2 separate regions of the Homo sapiens genome follow, and region 2 is linked to region 1. Evidence: chromatin loops called from intact Hi-C (ENCODE). Cell type or tissue: ascending aorta. All regions are shown on one strand. Links, peaks and the distances in the headings refer to the core of each region. The heading gives the core; the rest is flanking DNA.

What was found. Hi-C counts contacts between places; a loop is a spot of excess contacts. Peaks named below come from ENCODE experiments on the same cell type or tissue, not always from the same donor. Only the 100,000 strongest peaks of a DNase experiment are listed, where the experiment ranks them.
Region 2: a loop joins it to region 1, with 9 times the contacts of the local background. A loop is called at or near these places in 3 of 110 quality-filtered maps.

The regions. Positions count from the first base shown.
Region 1 is chr9:115,156,350-115,159,269 of GRCh38, forward strand. All of the region lies in intron 1 of DELEC1 (deleted in esophageal cancer 1), which reads left to right. LOC124902257 (a long non-coding RNA gene) reads left to right here and starts at 1,045. Exons shown (of 2, transcript XR_007061748.1): 1 at 1,045-1,366. In ascending aorta, for the core only: no CTCF peak of the experiment used is centred there; a DNase peak (open chromatin) is centred at 1,242; H3K27ac peaks cover 2,500 bases.
Region 2 is chr9:115,061,799-115,064,718 of GRCh38, forward strand. It overlaps TNC (tenascin C), which reads right to left. Exons shown (of 28, transcript NM_002160.4): 11 at 2,849-2,920; 12 at 1,998-2,270; 13 at 1,119-1,391. Among named protein-coding and RNA genes, the nearest start is that of TNC, 55 kb to the right of the region's middle. RefSeq lists an enhancer at 1,365-2,564. In ascending aorta, for the core only: no CTCF peak of the experiment used is centred there; no DNase peak of the experiment used is centred there; H3K27ac peaks cover 1,676 bases.

The DNA of each region.
Region 1 (2,920 bases), core at 204-2,703:
TTGTCATTTATAAGATTTATGTAAAGTAAATAAAAGAAATTTTTATTGTTGTAGTTATTCTATTGGAGAAAATTAAAGTTGGGTATACAATCACGGACTGTACCTGATTAATTCTTGCATCTGATTCTTATGCCTCTGTCTTCAGAATATTTGTAATAATCTACAATTGTCCATTTTGGACTGTGAATCTTTTGAAGTTGAAATTACCTTTTCTTAGGTTGGCAGTGTTTCTCACCTGGATTATGGCAGTATCCTCTTATCTTGCCTCTCTGCCCTCAGTCTCAGCTGCTCCAATCCATTCTATGCATAGCAGACAACTATAAAGATATTTCACTTCTGCTGAAAATCCTTCCATTGCTTTATGCTCTTCTGAGACATCTACTTTTTTAGACTCTCTTTAGAGAATCTTTAAATCCTAGCCTCTGATAGTTTCTCCAGGCATATCTCTCAACACATCTCTTCCTACCCCACTAATACAGTCATGTGCATTCCCACAGAGAAGCCCAAAATCAATATTGGAGTCTCTCTGAAATACCTGAATCCTTAATGAGGTCCCAGCACCTTGGACCTTTGCATAGTTTTGGCTAGAACATCTTTGTTCCTGTGACTTCCCACTTAGGTTCAACTCCAAAATATCTCTCAGATTTCAACTTGAAAGTCCCTTCACTTCCTCTGGGGAATCTTGCATGATATTCCTTTTTTTTCTTTTTCCTTCCTAGCTCATTATCAAACCTGACATCTAGTAATTGTAGTTGCTATTAGGCAGTGTCTGTTTCATTTTTAGGTGGTTACTAGACTTTGAGCTCTTTGAAGACAGGGATTGAGTCTCACTCATATTCTCTTTTCTTGAATTCTTTCCTTTCTTCCATAAATAGTACGTGATTTTCCACTTTGGGCCAGGCACAGTATTCTTAACGTGCTCATATCTTCATGCCTAATATGGTGCCTGGTACAAAGCAAGCAATAAACATGAATGATGGAATGAGTCAACCAGTGAATCAAAGGTTTAGTTCAAACAAGTTAAGCCCTCCCTATGGTCTAGGAGCTTCGAGAGGATCAACACCTTTTCTAACTTTTGCTTTTTACCATATTCTAGTTCCTTTTTTGTTTCACCCTCTGACAGAGAGAAGCTGAGTGGGAACAGGCTGCCACATTTTTGTAGGATATATCATCCAACTGGTGAATCACCCAGGCCCTTGATTTGGCTTACTATTTAACTTTTTTTTTTTTCTTTTTTTTTTTTAGATGGGCTGTCACTCTGTCAACCTAGGCTAGAGTGCAGTGGTGCAACTTTGGCCTGCTGCAGCTTCAACCTCATGTGCTCAAGCAATCCTGCTACCTCAGCCTCCAGAGTATGGGACTACAGGTACAGTCCAGCATGGCAGGATAATTTTTATATATTTTGTAGAGACGGGGTCTGTCTTTGTTTTCCAGGCTGGTCTCGAATTACTGGGTTCAAGCAATCCTCCGGCCTCAGCCTCCAAAAGTGCTGGGATTATAGGCATGAACCACCATGCTCGGCCTATTTGACCATTTTAATGTTCTTATTAACTTGCTCTCCTGGGTGGTAGGAAGATCATGGCATGGAGTCCAAGGTTCTCTCACTTGCAAGTGTCCTTTGTGCACTTCGCTGAGTGTCCTTGTCCTCATCTGTAAAAAGGAGATGGTGATATTTAGTCTTGTGAGAAACTACTTGAGAGAAGTATTATAAGTACCTGGTTACTTGATGTAGTCCTTGGCAAAGGGTGGATTCTCCAAAATTATATCTTCCTATTTCTTTCATTCAACACCCACTCAGCCAGGATAAGACCATACCAGAGCAAGGAGGGGGACTATAAATAACAGCAAAAGGACAATATCTGCAGAGAAAGTAGGGAGCTGGAACACTGACTAAAGGAAAGTTTTCATATTACCCTGTGAATTGTTGGACAAATCATTCATTGTTTTTTGTTTGTCTGTTTGTTTTTTGAGACAGAGCCTCACTCTGTCATCCAGGCTGGAGTGTGCAGTGGCACAACTTCGGCTCACTGCAACCTCTGCCTCCCAGGTTCAAGTGATTCTCCTGCCTCAGCCTCCCAAGTAGCTGGGATTACAGGCATGCGCCACCACGCTCGGCTAATTTTTTTTTAATTTTTTTTTTTTGAGACGGAGTCTTGCTCTGTCGCCCAGCCTGGAGTGCAGTGGTGTGATCTCAGCTCATTGCAACCTCTGCCTCCCTGGTTGAAGCGATTTTCCTGCCTCAGCCTCCTGAGTAAACTGGGATTACAGGCATGTTCCACCACACCCAGCTAATTTTTGTATTTTTAGTGGAGACGGGGTTTCACCATGTTGGCCAGGCTGGTCTTGAACTCCTGACCTCAAATGATCCACCCACCTCAGCTGCCCAAAGTGCTGGGATTATAGGCGTGAGCCACTGCGCCTGGCCTGGCTCATTGTTTTTATATATAAAACTTACATATTTTCTTTCCTATGGGAGTGTTGTGATTACTAAATGAGAGAATGAATGCGTAGTCATTCTTCAAGGGATTGTCACACAGGGAAGCTTCAATATGTTTGGGTAACAGTAATATTATATGATCCATTTTCATTTCTATCAATTTGGTCAGCTAAACTGTACTTTAATTCTGAGATTCTTTAACTCCGACAGCTGGTCCAGACTGGCATAGGTCCTGGGGGCAATGACAGAGTCCAGATGTCCCCATGGGCATGACTTGCAAATTATGTACTTTGACAGAATATGGTGAGGACAAGAACCAGACCATGCAGCACTATTTTCACGCCAGCTGCAGAGTCTAAATGTGTTTCCTGACACCTCAGAACCTTCTTGGGGGAGGGCATTCTGGGCTGGGTGATGGGACATGCTGGGATTTTGTTGCTCTCCTTCCCTTGTGGGTCTTAATGGAAAAGCTAAGTCACCAGC
Region 2 (2,920 bases), core at 240-2,739, 95 kb before region 1:
TGTACAGCACAGTTTTTTATAACAGATGGAGCAGCTCATTTTTGGTGGAAAATTGAGAGGAATTGTTTTTCCTTCCCAAATTGAATGAAAAGCATTGAAGTCAAAGGTGGCTGTCCTTTCTTGGAAATGTCCCTGCTTTTTGTATCTGTTGAGGAGAGAGTCCTAGATAGTTTCAGCAGAAGCTAACTGCATCATTTCTAAAGGTTATTATGTAGAGATCTGCCTATCAGGTGGGTGTTAGTTGGTGGCTCTGAGGCTAGTAATAAGGTTTTTCTAGAAAGTTCTGATCTTATTTTTGTGCCACAGCCCTAACGTTTGTGCTATTTTAAAAATCATGACTCTGTTGCTGTATGATAAATTTAGCTATTTGCTATTCAGTATTTACTACGTGATGGGCGCTTTACTAAGCACTGACATTCATTAACTTATTTATTGCTCACGACAGTTTCCTGAAGTAGGGTTCATTGCTGATTTAAAGATACAAAAAGGAGGCTCAGGGATGTAAAGAAATATACCCAAGAATAGAGGTAGGGCACGCTGGCTCATGCCTGTAATCCCAGCACTTTGGGAGGCCAAGGTGAGAAGATGGCTTGAGCCCGGGAGTTTGAGACCAGGCTGGGCAAAATGGTGAAACTCCATCTCTACAAAAAATACAAAAAACTTAGCTGAGTGTGGTGGCTCACACCTGTGGTTCCAGCTACTGTAGAGGCTGAGGCAGGAGAATCACTTGAGTCTAGGAGTTCGAGGCTGCAGTGAGCCATGGTCACACCATTGCATTCTAGCCTGGGCAAAAGAATGAGACCCTGACTCAAAAAAAAAAAAAAAAGTATATATCTATATATACACACACACATATATATATATACACACACACACTATATATATAAGTATATATTTGTGTGTGTGTATATATGTGTATCTATATATATACATACACATATAGTCCCAAGAATATTTAGCTAGTGAGGTGGAATTCCAACACAGACCTTCCTGAGTTAGAGATTCACGCTGTCTGTCAACAACATTGGGGTAGGATTCTGCCACACGGGTGAATTTTCTCTATTTCAATGACATGCTGGCTCCTATCATGTCTCCAGTCTGGGAGGAGGGTCATATACCTGTGACGACCTCTACAGCAAGGGGTCGAGTGCTGTGGCCCCTGACCTCGCCGTGCAGGGTGACTGTGTAAGGAGTGCCAGCCCTGAGGCCTGGGATTTCCATGGAACGCAGGCTGCCAGGAACCGTGAGATTGTGAGCCTCTTCCACCTGGTCAGCCTCCTGGACCTGAATAGTAAACTGGTCATAGGTTCCATCTGGCGTGGTCCAGTTCAGTCTGAGAGCATCCCAGCTAACCTCGGTCACTGTGAGGTTTCCCATATCTGGAACCTCCTCTGCATAAGGACACAGAGTTGCTGAGTTACTTAAAAAGGCAATTGCACGCTGGGATTCAGGTGAGATGGCATTTTGGCTAAGGTTGGGATGAGTTGTCTGGTTAGTGTTGATTATAGATGCATGATTTACAGCAGGTGTTGAGCACACTCAAACTGTTGGCACTAAAGCCAGGGTTTTTCTATTCAGCTTTTGGGAATGAAAAGTAGTTTTAGGAATTGTTCACAATTTCTATTCTTGACATACAAATAGGGCTATGGGGAGTCCTTTGGTGTTCTTAAAATGAGCTCATGAGCTCAGAGCTATTTTTTCTTCATTTACAGGTTGGGCTTTCCAACTTTTTAGATATTGTGACTGAAACTTACTTTGAAAGAAAAGCCACCTCTCACTTTTTTAAAGGAGGAGTAGGTGGAATTTTCCATGGAACTGGGCTACAACTAGGACTTAGCCAAATAAGGGATGTGACATTTAGGAAGAAGCAGAGATGATTCACTGGTATTTCCCCAATGTGGTAGGAGCTGATCCCAGTTTAAAGCAAGAAAGTGCTTTGATTCCTCCCGAGCAGAGACAAAGGGGAGGAAGTGAATTAGTGAATTCGTCTAGAATACCTGTCAAGACTTCAACAGAGAGAGGGGTTGTGCTGAAGTCCTGAGTGACCCCGCGGATGGTGATGGTATAATGAGTGGCTGCTTTGAGCCCAGGCAGGTCTGTGGACCTCAGTCCTCCTGGGACGGTGAGGTTCTGGGCTGCCTCTACTGTGTCAGCCTCCTGCACCTGAATGAAAAAGTACTCATAGGCCCCTTCTGGAGCAGTCCAGTTGAGTTTGAGGGCATCCCAGCCCACCTCGGCCACCACGACCTCTCCCAAATTGGGAGTTTCCCCTGGAGAAGGACAAAGAACTAGTTTAGTGATCAAATCACACAACAAGATCCAGGGAATCTTTAACACAAGAATAAGCTGAATAATAATATTACTGAAAAAATGTGACTTTCTTTAGATAAACATGCATCATGCAACTCTTTAAATTTTAGAAATGGAGCAAAGAGAGGAAAGTGCAGGAAAATATTTGTTTTTGTTTGTTTTTTAAATCTTAAAGAATTGCCTTAACCCTCAGTAGATGAGAGAATTTTGTGATTTTCTTTCCCTTTCATATATAGTGCCTTAACGTCCTTTAACAGGAGGGAGGCTGTTTATGGAGCTAAAGGCCCTCTGCATGGGAGCTGTGTGTTTAGTCCTGCAGGTTGAGCTCTGTACAACTCCCAAGGGTGTCATTCATGTGGAGTGAAGTATTAAAAGTTGCCTTGGGGTTCTGTAGCGTGATGGCCTCGTGTCACAATTAGACCCCATAGACATAAGTAGTGGCAGAACAAGTCCATTCCAAAGCTAGTCGTGTCTGATTATTCATGGGCAGTTTCCTGCTGGGAAAAACAGAAGCTATAAATAGAAAGGAAAGAGATACCTGTGGAGGCCTCAGCAGAGAGCACTGGTGTTCTATAGCCCTGGATCACCCCATAGATGGAGACTGTATAAG